2 separate regions of the Mus musculus genome follow, and region 2 is linked to region 1. Evidence: chromatin loops called from intact Hi-C (ENCODE). Cell type or tissue: left cerebral cortex. All regions are shown on one strand.

What was found. Hi-C counts contacts between places; a loop is a spot of excess contacts. Peaks named below come from ENCODE experiments on the same cell type or tissue, not always from the same donor. Only the 100,000 strongest peaks of a DNase experiment are listed, where the experiment ranks them.
Region 2: a loop joins it to region 1, with 2.4 times the contacts of the local background. A loop is called at or near these places in 31 of 42 quality-filtered maps.

What each region holds. Positions count from the first base shown.
Region 1 is chr1:59,619,336-59,627,335 of GRCm38, forward strand. Gm973 (predicted gene 973) reads left to right here. Exons shown (of 19, transcript NM_001357842.1): 12 at 5,752-5,842. It overlaps Gm33833 (a long non-coding RNA gene), which reads right to left and starts at 577. Exons shown (of 3, transcript XR_373431.3): 1 at 1-577. In left cerebral cortex, CTCF peaks have their summits at 4,198 (motif pointing left) and 7,949 (motif pointing right); a DNase peak (open chromatin) is centred at 4,189.
Region 2 is chr1:59,249,578-59,257,577 of GRCm38, forward strand. It overlaps Cdk15 (cyclin-dependent kinase 15), which reads left to right and starts at 7,329. Exons shown (of 14, transcript NM_001033373.3): 1 at 7,329-7,521. The coding sequence starts at 7,396. In left cerebral cortex, no CTCF peak of the experiment used is centred here; DNase peaks (open chromatin) are centred at 4,090 and 7,338.

The DNA of each region.
Region 1 (8,000 bases):
GAGGAGGAGATGGTAAGCGGACCGGAAGTAGGGGATGCTGAGAGGGCCGGAAGTGGAGATGGTGAACTGACCGGAAGTAGGAGATGATGAGCGACCCGAAAGAGGTGGTGGTGAGTGGACCGGAAGGAGTAGATGATTCTCAGTATTCCAGATGATGTTATCACATAGGACTGTACTGATGTTCGTCGGATTTGTGTCAGAGATAAGAATGGAAGCTTTAGTTGGTTTCAGTTGCAGGGGGTTCAATCCCTGGTCACACGCCTCTTGCTTTGGGCTGTAGAAAGCAGAACATCATGGCAGAGAGCATGGGGCGGAGTGGGAAGTAGAGAAAAAAAAGAAGGAACAGGAGTCTCAATATCTACACCCCATAACCTTTCTTCCCCTAGGCTCAAATTCTAAAGGTATTACTACCTTCCACTATCAGCACAGGCTCGTGGCAAATACCTTTTTTAGCACATAACTCGTGAGAGGCATTTACTACCCAAATCATAACAGACAAGACATTAAAAACAAATAGACTGATTACTATACACAGATTTGTAAAATCAGTTGGATAGCCTTTCAAGACACCAAATGTAAATGAAGTACTTTTCCTTTTCTTTGTTTTTGTTTTGCTTTGTTTCTTTGAAACAGGGACTCATGTTGCCCAGGACAGTTTGGAACTCACTATATAGAGGAAGATGACCTTGCCTCCCGACTCTGCTTCCCAAGATCTGGGATTTCAGATGTGTGTCCCCAGGGTGGGTGACAGGGTTTCTGTTGCTGCAACAAAACACCATGACCAAAAAGCAAGTTGGGAAGGAAAGGGTTTATTGGGCTCCCACTTCCATATTGTTGTTCATCATGGAAGAAAGTCAGGACAGGAGCTCAAACAGGGCAGGAACCTGGAGGCAGGAGCTGATGCAGAGGCCATGGAGGGGTGCTGCTTACTGGCTTGGTTCACATGACTTGCTCAGTCTGCTTTCTTATAGAACCCAGGACCACTAGCCCAGGAATGGCTCCACCCACAATGGGCTGAGCCCCTTCCCCTGATCACTAACCAAGAAAAGGCTTTACAGCCAGATCTTATGGAGGTATTTTCTCAATTGAGGTTCCCTTCTTTTAGATAACTACAGCTCATGTCAAGTTGACATAGAGCTGACAAGATAATAAGCATAAGTTGAATTTAAAATTAACCATTATTATGGAAAACCCTAAGTGTATACAAAGGCACCAGGACAGTACAGAGAGTCATGCCCCCATTAGAGAATAGCTTGGAGAAACAACACTCTCATTGGCCAACATTCTCCATATAACACCAACTCCATCCTCTCTTTCTTATCACTTTTAAATCAATTCCAGGCTTATATCATTTAACCCATTTAACCCACACAGTTCTAGAAAAACAAAACAAAACAAAACAAGAAAGGACTCTTGACGTAACTGTGAGGTCATTTTTCTTGTCTAGTTTCATATTAACTTGACACAAGCTGTAGTCACCAGAAAGGGGGATGTAAATGGCACTTTTAAATGCTATTTAATAAATATTCATTATTAATATGACCCGGCCACCTTAGCACAATTACACCCAATCTATTGTCTATACACAGACTGCTAACTCCCCAGCCATGCTCCCTAAGTACTTGCTGTTTGAGTCTTGCCTAGGTTATTTCTGCGCCATCAAGGGACATAGAGTTTGGCCATGTGTTCCTGGTCCATCTCACCTAATGGAGACCTCATTTTCTCTGTCTTTCTTTCTCCTTCTCCTCCATTCTCTTTCTCCTTCCTCCTCCTCTCTCCTCGTGGTCCTTACTTGAGACCCTCAGCCCAGTAGTAACCAAAGTACCTCTATTCTCCCCAGTAATTATCTGTAGTCCCTTTTATTTAACCAATAGCTTTAAATTGGGGAGCAAGGTTTATACAACAAACGTATGTGAGAATCTGCTCACCAGTGGCAACCAGATCTTGGGGTTCAGAATTTAGCATTTGTAGACACAGCACCAGACCAACTCTCAACAGAAAATGCCTCCATAAAGTCCAACTACAGGTAAGCCTACAGGGCATTTTCTTAATTGGTGATTAATGGGAGAGGGCCCAGCCCATTGTGGGTGGGGTCATCCCTGGGCTTGTGGTCCTGGGTTCTATAAGGAAGCAGGCTGAGCAAGCCATGGGGATCAAGACAGTAAGAAGCACCCTTCCATGGCCTCGGCATCAGCTCCTGCCTGCAGGTTCCTGCTCTATTTGAGTTCTTACCTGGGCTTCCCCCAATAGACTGTGACTCAGGATATGTAAACCCTTTCTCCCCAAGTTGCTTTTATCATGATGTTTCATCACAGCAGTAGAAACATAACTAAGACATTATGGCACCTAAAAATCCAAAGAATTCTTAAGTATACTGACGATGTTTTCATAGTTTTCAAGTTCTTACTTGTTTTACGGTTGTAAATTTTGAGTTAATTATAATTAGTTAATATGATCTATGTGTCATTTAAATTATAGATTCCACTCTACTTTCTAATTTTAGTTTATTTATTCCTAACTTTAGTTTATTTCGTCTTTTAGTTTATGCTCAGAAAATTGGGTCACTTGGTCCTGTTTCCCATGGTGTTGATTCTGCTGTGTCCTCCTGTTGTGGGTTCTTGTGTTTCATGGCTTTTCTATTTCCTGTTACTCAGTCCTTGAGTCTAGAGACTTAATCAGATTCAGGTTTCATTCTTCCGTTTGGCAAGGCCAGTTCTGTGTCTCTCAGGACACAGAATGTTCACTTGTCTCTTTTTGATGCCAGTAGTTATAGATCCATCAGTCCTGGGGCTGGCGAAAATAATGCCAGATGGAATTCTATCAGTGCTTCCTCATTTACTAGTTGGGAGATGCCAACAAAGAGGAATATTCCCCTTAGCCAGTGGTATAGTTTACATAAGGAGGCAGGACAGTTGATCAATCTTTCCATTTATGGATCAGTTTTCAATGAGCTGGTTCCCTGCAGCCCCCACAGAGATCTAGTTTTCAGAGATAATCATTGCTAATTATTAACTTGTGGACATATATATGGAAAATATAATTTTAAGATAATACATGAAAAATGATTTCATTTTAATAAATAAAAATAGACATGAATAAATATAATCTTCTATATAACCCTGGATATAGCAAGCACAGATAGGAAGAGCTGTTACCATAAAGATGACAATTCTAAAAAGGGTGCAGTGGCATTTAGGACCAGCCTGGGGGACCTAGCAAGCTTCTTTCTTTCTTTCTTTTACTATTTTTATTTATTTATTTATTTTATCTATTTTGGGGTTTTTTTGGTTTTTTTTTTCCCCCGAGACAGGGAGTTCTACGGGAACTCCATCTGTAGACCAGGCTGGTATTGAACTCACAGAGATCTGCCTGCCTCTGTCTCTGAGTGCTGGGATTAAAGGTGTGCACCACAGCCTAGCTGCAAGGTTCTTTCTGGAAGGAAGGAAGAGATGGAGGGAGAGAGAGAGGAAGGGAAGGAAGGAGGGAAGAAGGGAGGAAGGGAGGGAGGGAGAAAGAGAAAGAAAGAAAGCAAGCAAGCAAGCAAAGGCAAGACAAGACAAGACAAGACAATGATCCATAAATTAATCTATCAATTTGAAGCAATCATAAAAGTCCCATCAGATGAGCTGACACACATCTTCAATCCCACAGTTGGAAAGCTGAAACAGGAAGACTGAGTTCCAGGCAAGCCTGGGCTACATAGTGAGACCAAATCAAAGGTAATTCGATCACAGGGACACCTCTCTTGTGAAAGCTTAGTGTAGTTCCCTCAGTGGGTTAATGGCTTCGAGAGCAAGTTGTTATAAATCAAATTCAGCTTCCCTAGCTTGCTCTCTTGATGCGTAATACCACTGGCTCTTCCATATGTCTCTTTCTTTTCTTCCATAAAGCCATGATTCTTCATAAATAAATGCTTCATTTCATTATTGGAAAAATGTGAATCAAATATGTGAGACTATTCAAATCTTACACGACTAAATAGAAAGTCCATGGGTAATGAGTATACAAGGTTTTTGTTCTACACCCTGCATCGTTTATTTTATAGATGTCAAAATTCAATGCCTAAATACCAAGTTATTTTCCTAAGGGAAAGAAACCCCCTTCTCTAGCTCACACAGATCAGTTCTGATCATACAGGGTGGAGTAACACCAGTGTAAGCCTCCACTTCTGGATGGTACAATTGCGCCCTCTGGTGGTCATCATGTGCTCTGTACCCAAGCTCAGAAAAATAGTACAAGGCAGAGCATGCCTTCAATGAGAATGTGTCATGCCCCATCCCCTCTCCTTCCCTACTCCCAGGCAGCCATGTTCAATAAAGAAATTCTCACAGAGGTCCCCTTGTCATGGAGATACCTTAGGTACTATAATCATCTCCTACTACCCAATAATATCCCATATAGAAAGCAAAAGAAACTCTCAGGTACATTTCTCAGTTACATTGGACACTTATAGACTCTCCCCACTCCAAAGGCTGGAGGTGATGTGTGTGAGAGTATTACCTCAGTGTGCGAGAATGGCCAACGGGAGCCCAGTTACAAAGGAACCCTGGGGGTCGGGGAGCACTATCAAACTGAACACTGTTTAAAGCAGTTTGCTTTTAGTGTTATAACCACACTGGGCTTTTAAGGAAACAATTTAAACATACTTAAATCTTCTAATCTAACATAATATTCTTTTGTCTATTTTCTCTTCCAATCCTTAGCCATCTAGTTTTTTTGTGATTGTTGTTTGATTTTTGAGATGGGTGTGAATGTTCACTCTGGCCGGCCTGGTATGCGAAGCAATCCTTCTCTAGGTTTTAATGAATTCTATCACTTTTCTACTTTTCTATAGTCTATATTTTTTTATTGTTATACCATAAATACTTTCTACACTTTCAGTATTTATCTTTCTTTTCTTTCCTATTTATTAATCTCCTGAGTAGTATCAAGGTTTGAATACAGCGAGAAAGACATTCTACCTGTGAGTTGTTCCTAGCCCTTACCTATAAATTTAAGTACCACACTCATGTATAAGTCACTTCCCAAGTCTGTTAAACTGTCTCTAATTTTTCATTGCCAACAAATAAAATAAGTACATTTTTATAAAAGTTAAGGGGCTGGTGAGATGGCTCAGTGGGTAAGAGCACCCGACTGCTCTTCCGAAGGTCAGGAGTTCAAATCCCAGCAACCACATGGTGGCTCACAACCACCCATAACAAGATCTGACTCCCTCTTCTGGAGTGTCTGAGGACAGCTACAGTGTAATAAATAAATAAATAAATAAATAAATAAATATTTAAAAGTTGACTTGTCGGGCCTGGTATGGTGGCACACACTTTTAATCCCAGCACTTGGGAGGCGGAGGCAGGCGAATTTCTGAGCTCGAGGCCAGCCTGGTCTACAGAGTGAGTTCCAGGACAACCAGGGCTACACAGAGAAACCCTGTCTCGGAAAAAACAAACAAACAAACAAACAAACAAAAAGGTTGCCTTGTCTTTTCGGATTGTTTCCATCTGCTACATAGCCAGGAGAGAGTCCTGTTTAAAGGCTAAAATAGTTTTCTGGTTCTAGACACATACTGTCTCTTTCCTAGAGGATACCTTAGTGAGTTTAATGTCACCTACCACAGGCCATCTTTGGTCCCCACGTGGGTTTGTTACTCTCATCTGCATTGTGTACAGCTTTAGCATAGACATTTCCCCTCGCCTGATTTCCTTCTGGTAAAACTGCCTGGGCCATTTGCTGATGGAGGATTCTCTGTTTTCACAGACCCAGAACTAAGGAACAAGACCCTTGCCTGCCTCAGTACTTCCCTGGCTGAGTACAACCAGCCCTCTGAGGCTGACACCTTAAAGAGCATGTAAGTGTGCAACGTACAGTGACTTGGACTCTCCTTTTCATCCATGTGCCTTCGGGCTTTTGTTTGTTTGGCTTTTGTTTTGTTTCACGAGATAACATGCTGGCAGTTGGGTTTAAAGGAAAGAGGCCCCTAGGTAGATTGCACATTGATGATTGAGCTGTTTCAAACCACATCCCCCAGCTTAGGTTAGAGTAGAAGGGTGGGGGGTAAATGTTAACCATCTAGAAGCAGCTTTTTTGTGTGTCCATGCACCTGAGGTTTACTGAGACTCTGGAAGGCTTTGGACAACCACTGTGGACAATTTCATTAACTCTGGATAGAATAAAGTTGGCCGGACACCACCTTGGCGTCTTCTCATCCCTGCCTACACAGGCACACCTTCCCTATGAGCTTACTGCGAACTTGCTGGCCTGCAGCCCAGGCAGCCTGGCACGGTCCTTTGTCCTCAGTCTCCTTTGGTTGTGGCCTTTGCTGTAGACTTCTTTGCCGCCAGCTGGAACTAGATCCTATTGTGGATTCCATGAGCCAGGGTTGACTTGAAACCAACAATCTAAAGACTCTCTTAGATCAAAAGGTTTTGGACAGAAACAGAAGCAAAAGGAGAAGAGAGCCTTGATGATGGAGGTAGCCTATTAAAGGAGTTGTTTGTCTGTTTGTTTGTTTTAATTTTCTATCCCTTTTCCCTCAACATATTTTAAACAGGTTATTACAGCTCCCCTCCCCCTAGCCAAACCAATAAAATAATCAAACAATTCTTTTTTTTAATCAAGAGGACAATAAAACAGATATAGCACTACACAAATTTCATTACAGTTATTGTGATTAAAATTCAGATTTAACACAGATTCCTAAGTGAAAAAGAGAAAAACAGCAATGTAGTCAGGACTGTGGTGCTCATTGCAGCCTACTTGTTCCTTGGGGAAAGTAGAAGTTTTCCTAGCACCAAATTCTAACCCAGACTTCTGTGGGTTTTTATAGAGTGACACTGAATGATTTAAAGACTCATGTATTTACAGGAAATTCCATACCTCATTCAACAAATATTTTTTTTAAGTTTCCACAGTAAAACCCCTGGGATAGCACACTGCAATAAATACATTGGAAGAAAAAGAAAGACTAGACCCAGCACCCAGCAGGCACAGTATCACTGCCGCTGTCCTTGCAACCCACAGGCATTGGTCAGTGGTAGCAATGACAACTGGGACACACAAGAGAAGGCACACATGACCTTGTAGTGGCTGAATCCAATTAAGAATGAAACTCAGGGATGCCAAAGGAATGATTGGGACAACTGCATATTTCCAAGATCATCTTTCTGAAAGGCCACTTTTTTTTTCCAGCCAAGCCTTTGATAGAGGACATTTCAGTTGTGTGGTTCTGTTGTTAATTAAAGGCATAGAATGATCTGATTGCGCCATGTTCCCCTATTCATTGATTTCCAGGGTTGATTCAGTTGATCTGGCTGGCTAGGTGGGTGTCCCCTTCCTCCTTCACTGTTCCATGTCTATCCCTCACAGAGCTGCCAGCCCCACTACTGAGAACAACTTTTTTTGTTTGTTTGTTTGTTGTTTTTTTGTTTTGTTTTGTTTTTGTTTTTTCGAGACAGGGGTTCTCTGTTTAGCCCTGGCTGTCCTGGAGCTCACTTTGTAGACCAGGCTGGCCTCGAACTCAGAAATCCGCCTGCCTCTGCCTCCCGAGTGCTGGGATTAAAGGCGTGCGCCACTATGCCCGGCTCCGAGGACAACTTTTACCCAATAGAGGAGAGCCTGTTTTTCTTTGGTCAAAGGCATCCAGGAGTTTCACTTGAATTTCCCTACTAAAACCTCCAAACAAGCTCTCAAAGGTGTAAACATGCAATGAAAAGAAGCAAATTATTTTGCCAACTGTCTATGTTTTAGGGCTTACTTTAAGGAACCCACCAATGAGAAGACCACCATCTCCCTTATGCAGGAACAGGTTGCCTGCGTATGACAAATATCTCAACAGTCTGCTCTGTGGGCCTTTCTTTCTTTTTTTTTTTTAAGATTTATTTATTATTATATCCAAGTACACTGTAGCTGTCTTCAGATGCACCAGAAGAGGGCATCAGATCTCATTACGGATGGTTGTGAGCCACCATGTGGTTGCTGGGAATTAACTCAGGACCTTTGGAAGAGCA
Region 2 (8,000 bases), 370 kb before region 1:
CCTTTGCTTGCACGTGTGCTTCATGTTTTATATTATTATTATTATTGTTGAATATTGATGTACTGTTTACTTATGCTTAATTTTCATTGTGAAGTTACTGTAGTGTTATCAGTTCCCACAATGTCTTTTATTCCACTGTCCTGCATACAGAGTAAGATAGCAACTGGTGGTGTTTAAAAGCGTACGTGAGGGAAATGGCTGTGTTCTCCAATTCAGGATTCCTGAAGTATTGGACATTGTTTGCACAGAAATGTCAAATATCCAATTTCTATGTTTCGTTTTATAGCTTTCAACTCTATTTTCTCAAGGGCTAGAAATATAGTTTAGGGATAGACCCTTACTTAGCATGCACAGGCTATGTAGGAAAAATATATTCCATGTTCCTTGCTCTGATAATAGGTTCCTGCCTCCTATTCTGGCTTTTCCCACACTAAGGACCTCACCTCTAAAACAATATTGTACGTGTAGTGGATCAAGACTCAACCATTTTGGGATGCCCAGGAGTGCTAAGTGATGCTGTGTGTAAGTCCACGTGCTAAAAGGACTGGAAAGCAATGGCCTAAAAATCACTTCCCAGGCAGGGAAGTCTGTTTACAAGGTGTTGCTGTGAGAGATGGCTTGGCTTGTATAACATTGCAGTTATACAGGACCACTGTCTAAGGCAGTAAGGGACTCTCACAGAGATCTGCCTGCCTTCATCTCCCAAGTGCTGGAATTATAGGTTTTCACCACCATGTCCAGTTTTGACTTTTTTAAATTACATTTGTATTTTGTGTGTATGGGAAGGGCTGGGAGTGGGACACGAACTGACTTTCATGGAAGCTGGAGGGCAAATTTTAGGAGACCTTTTTCTCTTCTCACTATGTGGGGCTCAGGGGTCAAACTCAGTTTTCAGTGTGACTGACTTTCTAAATGATTCAAATACTGAGAATGGTGGCACAGACCTGTGATCCCAGCAACCAGGAGGCTGAGACAAGAGGTCACTAGAAGTTAGAAGCCAGACTTGAGCATACAGTGAGCTCTGAGCAGCCAGGATGATATAGCAAGAACTTGTCTCAGCTCCCTCCCACTCTCGGAAGGTTGTGCTTTTTATATAAACAACAGAAGTATGAATCCAGCAGACTTGGGTCCGATAATGAGGAACTTGTTACGTATTTAATCCAAGTCTCCTGTCAAAGTGGAAGAGGAAAGTGACAGTAAGAAGGCAGAGGATCTTAGGAAGCTGAGACAGGAGTATCGGCTGGAGTTCTAGGACAGCCTAATGCTCTGAGGACCAGTTTCTATGAAGTCATGGAGCTTGGAACCAAGCATCTTCCCAACAATGACAACACGAGCTGTCACAACAATGATGCCTGTTGTAATTTTATTGAAAACCTACCTATTCTGGTGAGAAATGGGCAGGGAGATAGATGACAGACAGACAGACAGATGGATGAACTGACAGGTGTTAGATGATAGAGATGATAGATAGACAGACAGATGGGCAGATAGACAGATAGATAGATGTTAGATGATACACAAATAAATAGATGTTAGATGATAGAGATGATAGGTGATAGTTGATAGATGATTAATAGATATATAGATTGATATGTATAGATTCTGTGTGAATGATTTTAAGAATTTTTTTTAATTCAGGGCATTCTGGTTTGTTTGTTTGTTTGTTTGTTTGTTTTTAAGTTGTTGTTGATTCGTTTTGTGGTTCTCTTTGAAACAGGGTCTGAGGGCTAGCAAGATGGCTCAGTGGTAAGAGCACTGACTGCTCTTCCAAAGGTCCTGAGTTCAAAACCCAGCAACCACATGGTGGCTCACAACCATCTGTAATGAGATCTGATGCCCTTTTCTTTTCTTTTCTTTTCTTTTCTTTTCTTTTCTTTTCTTTTCTTTTCTTTCTTTTCTTTTCCTTTCTCTCTCTCTCTCTCTCTCTCTCTCTCTCTCTCTCTCTCTCTCTCTTTCTTTCTTTCTTTCTTTTTTTTCTTGGAGACAGGGTTTCTCTGTGTAGACCTGGCTGTCCTGGAACTCACTTTGTAGAACAGGCTGGCCTCATACTCAGAAATCTGCCTGCCTCTGCCTCCCAAGTGCTGGGATTAAAGGTGTGCACCACCACGCCTGGTTTGACGCCCTTTTCTAGCTCATCTGAAGACAGCTACAGTGTACTTGTGTATAATAATAAATAAATCTTTGGGCCAGAGTGAACAGGGACTGAGCAGGCAGAGTTGACCAGAAGAAGTGGGGCTAACCAGAGCGAGCACAAGTCCTAAAATTCAATTCCCAACAACCACATGAAGGCTTACAACCATCTGTACAGCTACATTGTACTCATATGCATAAAATAAATACATAATTTTTTAAAGAAAGAAACAAAGAAGCAAAAGAAAGAAAGAAGGAAGGAAGGAAGGAAGGAAGGAAGGAAGGAAGGAAGGAAGGAAGGAAGGAAGGAAGGAAGGGAGTCTGAATATGTAATTCAAGTTGGCCTTAAGCTGGAAATCCTCCTGCCTCAGCCATCTTGTGTGTTACAAAATTGCACCACCAGCTACTTTATGTCACCCCACACACACACCCAAGGTCTAACTATTTATGCAGGCTGTCGCCAATCTTATGACAATCCTCCTGCCTCAGCTGTCCCAGTGCTGGGGTTGCATGCATGAGCTACTACCTCGGAGTTTTTGTCTCATTCTTTTATGACAAGAGTAAGACACTACAGGCATTGTTATGGTTTTGTTTCTTCACTTCATCGTGTATCTTGATCACCACTCTGTCATTAAAATAGCATTCTATTTGTACCTAAGTATTAGCATTCCATTATGTGGGTACTAGGGCTTGTTTTCAATATTTCTGATTGTATTTTTCATGTTAGTACTGTGGAACATCTGAGATCACCCACATATTAAAGAAAAATTATTAGATGTTATTTGTTATGAAATATTGTGATATAATGTGGTGGGAGTACAGGACTACCTGGCAGGCCCCTGCCAAGATGTTCCCCTGAGAAACCATGCCATGTGACAGACCTAATATAAAAAAGATCTATTGTGGGGGAAGATCCAGCAGGGACCTGGAAAAGGGCTAGAGGCAGAGAATGGGGGAGGGAGAGGGGAGACAAAAACAGGAAGAGAGAAAGAGAGACCAACTAGCAACACATAGAAACAGAGATTCGAAGAAGAGGAGGGAGGGGGCTGGGGTAGTGAGCAGTCTTTTTTTTTTTTTTTTTTTTTTTTTAATTCACTTTACATCCCGCTCACTGCCCCCCTCTCGGTACCCCCTCCCACAATCCTTTTCTAGTCCCCGGTCTCCTTCTCCTGGGGGGGGGGGGGGGACCGGCAGTGCCCAGTGAGTAGTCTTCTTATGTGCTGCCACACCTGGCTTTTAACCTGGCTGGCCACCTGGTGATGACGAAAGCTGTTGCTGGGTAGCTGTTGGGAGGAGCCTATTGGAACTGTCTGTAAGCCAATATTATTCCCCTTCCCCAAAGTACTAAATTTAATAAAAATTAAAAAATAAATAAAAATTTTATTTCTCTCGAGGAAACGGGTGAAATATGCAAACTCTCAAACACAGTAGTTTGAATTCACAACATTTGAGAACGGAAAACGGACCGCCAAAATATGATAGGAAAAACTAAACTGAAATTATCAATAGCCTATAATTTTATTGCTAAGTTAAAAAAAAGGGGGGGGGGCAGAGTGGCTGTGATGCACACACCTGCAATCCTAGTACTCAGAGGTGGAGGCAGGAAGATCAGGAATTCATCCGTATTCTTGGCTACACGTGAGACTTCCTCAAACCATCAAATCGATAGATAGATAAATAAGTAAAAGAATGAATGAACGAACCATTTGTTTTAACCCAGCTTCTCTGGAAAGAGACTGAAAAGAGAGAGGAGGAGCGGTAAATGCAAGCCCAGGGAAGGCGGGGTGGGGGAGCGGGAGTGGGGGTGGAGGAGAGAAAGAGGGCGGGTGGGGAGTAAAGAATGAAGTGGGGGATACGGGGGGGGGGGGGGGGGGAGGGAAACGATGCAGTTAGGAGTGAGCCATGCTGAGCTGGCCTGAGGGATCTTGCTGCAATCTGAATCGAGCTACAGTCCGTGTGTGTCCATTTAAGTGGGTAGCAAGCACAGGGACCTCTCAGTTCCACGAGCTTCGTTCGGGCGGCTCTTCTCTGCAGGGGACAGTAGCAACAGTGTGCATGCCCCAGGCGGCCAGGGCCTAGGATGCCCACCAGGCTGCGGAAGGTACAGCCTCCTTGATCTGAAGTATAAACTGCTAAGATGCTGTTTGCAAGGAAATCATCTCCATCTCTGTCCTTATTCAGAAATCTTTGTAACAAAAATGATTGTTTTGGACACAGAGCTTAAAAAAAAAAATCGTAAAGAGTCACCCAGTGTTTTTCCTTGACCTTCAGCAAACCATGAATTATTAAATTTTGAAAATTCTGAAGGATATTTTACAGTTTCCCTTCAGATGTCCTCTCTAGTTGGTAAACAACAATTTAATCCTTCAGAAATAAACCATCTACACACACACACACACACACACACACACACACATACACATATATACAAAGAGAAGTTAATTAACTAAAATAATCCTCTATTCAAGCATGTTTGTGAGTTAACTACACAATTCCTTCAGCTTACACAAATGCTGGCCATTTTGAATTTTTAAAACTTATTTGGTTTGGTGTGTCACCTGTACTTCTGGCAATTGGGAGGCTGAAGCCAGAGGCTTGCCACAAGTGCCAGACTTCTGAGGGCTACCTAGTGAGTTCCAGTCTAGCCTGGGCTACAGAATGAAATACTCTTCCACCCCTTCCCACACCCTAATCTAAAATTTATGAAATTATCTTAAAGCAGAACTTAGCTTATATTTCTTTCTTTCGTTTTTTTTAGTAAGGTCTTAATATGTAGTGCAGCCTGGCCTCAGACTCAGGATCCTTCTGTCTCACGTTCCTAAATGCCCAGATGATACATAGGTCTCTGTCACCACATCCAGCTAGGATGTAATTTGTCTATGACAAAATCCACCATCATCTTTGAGGAAAGAATCAACAAGTTGCATATGTCATGGTGTGCACATGGCCCTCAGAGGACAACTTGCCAAAGTTAGTCGGTTCCCTCTTCCCACCTTTAGGTTCCAATATGGAAAGTCAGGTCAGCAGTTTTGGTGCAGAGTCATCTACCCAATGGACCAGCTCACCAGATCTGAATGAGCGTTCCTGACAAATTTTATTACAATGAATACGTGAAAAATTATTATGATGAGAAAGAACTTCTCTCTCAGTTGTATGTCAGTCAAAAGTTTAGCTGCTTTTGAGGTGTAACTGATTTTATGCCTAGTCCCTATCCATTGTGCATCATTGGTCTCTTACTTTCTCTCTCTAAGTGTCTCAAACTTTATTTAGTAAATCCTTGAATGGACTTGCCTTAGATCGTATGTAGCAAATTGTTTCTCTTTTTGTCTTTGTTTTGACTCTGGAACCCAGACTGACCTCTAACTCATGGCAATCGTCTTGCTTGTTTCCCAAGTGCTGACAATGAAGGCATGGACCCTATACCTTGCTTGCTTGCTTGTAGCTATTTTGAAATAAAACTTAAAATATATGCTCAAGGTTAATGTCTTAGGGTTTCCATGGCTGTGAAGAAACACCGTGACCATCGCAACTCTTATAAAGGAAAACACTTAGCTGGGGCTGGCTTACAGTTTCAGAGGGTCAGTCCATTAGCATCAAGGCAAGAAGCATGGTGGTGATGTGCAGGCAGATATGGTGCAGGAGAAAGAGCTGAGAGTTCTACATTTTGATCCACAGGCAGCAGGAGACTACTGGGGCTAGCTTGAGCATATGAGACTTCAAAGACCACTTTTACAATGAAACACTTCCTCCAACAAAGGCACACCTACTCCAACAAAGCCACACCTCCTAATGCCTTCACTGCCTATGGGCCAAACATTCAAATGTATGAGTCTATGGGGGCCATTTCTATTCAAACCACTACAATTAGATCACATAAAAGTAAAGATTTAACGGAGGAAAGTTCAGAAGTTAACTATCCAGGGTACTGTTGTGATAACACATAGCCCCCTTTCTCATATTGTTGTGTATGTTATTGTGATTGACATATTATGATGGAAATAATATTATGCACCTCTCATAGAAAAAGAGTTCTATCTACAATCACAGACTACAAAGCAGTTTGATCCAGATTAGATTCCTAGAAATGCCAAGTACTAATATAGTATTTATAGACACTAAACATTAATTATACTGATATGAAAGGAAGGGAGGAATGGGGGAATGAGGAGATATGTGCATGTACACACACATCACACTCTCACACACACCACACTCTCACAAACTCTCACACAAACACTCACACATATACCAAACTCTCACACACACCACACTCACACACACCACACTCTCACACAGTTTCTGTTTCCTCTTTATTTGAAATTTGAAAAGAATCTCATTATGTAGTCCAGACTAGTCTTGAACTCATCACCCTGCTGTTTCAGTCTCCAAAGTACTGAGATTACAAGTGTGCCACTGGGGGTTGGGGAGATGGCTCAACAGTTAAGAGCACTGTCTGCTCTTCCAGAGGTCTTGGGTCCATCATACCCAGCTCAAACTCCGCTCTCCACCCTGACTCTCCACTATTTGTAGAGTATTAGCAACACAGGTAATCACTAGTGTTTGAAGGAATAGCTTTGCCCTGTCAGACTGAGATTGACTTTCGTTTGGAGGCAGAGAAGGAGTCAGAATCCTCAGCTCTCTTTCCATACCACCGTTCTGTGGTTCCTTTGACTCTAAAAGTTGGCTAGTTTGCAAACTCATTTTAATGTTGGAAAAACCAATCTGAGTCAGATGGCTCTCATCTGCAATCCCGGGACTGGAGAAGCTGAGGCAGGAGGATTACCTCCACTTGGAAACTAGCTGGGCTGCTGGGAGAGACTGCCTCAAAAGAAAAACAAGTTTGAAACCCAAGAGGCTTTCAGATGAAAGCAAGGGATAGAACACCCCTCAGCATGACCACTTTAGCCCCAGGGTAGGCCAATAAACACTAGGGTTATGCACATTCTGGGAAAGCGAGTGTATCCACAGAACTGACTTGTGGCTGGAGTGAGAGAGAGCTTACTCCAGTGTGCCCAGTTGTATTCTCTCGGGCAGAGCCTCCTTGTTTTTGAGTGTGCACACATGAGCGCTAGCTGCTGCGGTTCTGATGCATTCTTTGCACTGATGAGCTAAAACTGCTGAAGTCATGAGACTGCTCCAGGCAGAGCCCTCGTGTGAGTCACAGAGAAGCTCCTCTCTGCTGACCTCTGGCAGAGGGGGAGCAAATGAGAAGAGGCGGGTGGGAAGAGGTTCAAGGGCGGGTTTTCTCCTTGAACCTGGGCTAGTATGGGTCAAGAGCTGTGTGCAAAGAGGCTACAGCCAGGATGCAGTTGCTACCACCGTTCGGAGGGAGGGGAGGCGCACAGCTGTCAGAGAAGCCAGCCTGGAAGCACCGAGCCTGCTGTATTCGAGGTACTCGTATCCCGGGAGGAGCATCTTTCTTTATTAGTAAACCAAGCAATTCAGACAGACACTCCCTTTTGTAACAGAGTCTTATTCCTCTGCGGTAGGTCTAAACTCATAAAAAGAAAATTCTATTAAAGTCACAGAGGATTTATGGTTGTAGTTATCAAGTTTGGGGATGTACTTGTAAACCAGAAGAGGGGAATAAGCCTTGGGTTTGGCCGCTTTTGACTTGAAATAGAGAAAGTGGTTCTTCTCTGGACGTCTCTGAGCCACTAAATTGCAGGGCTGAACTGTAGAGGGCAAGCTGCCATACCGGTAGGTCCGCTGTGGATTCTCAGTTTCAGTAATTAGCTCGTGATTATTAGCAGTATCTTACTAAATTATTCTAAGGCATTACATTAAGTACCAAGGAAGGTGGGCAGGTACGGAGGAAACTGAGTTAAATGAAGAAATTGGGAGACACCCTTAAGGAGACTGGGTTAAAC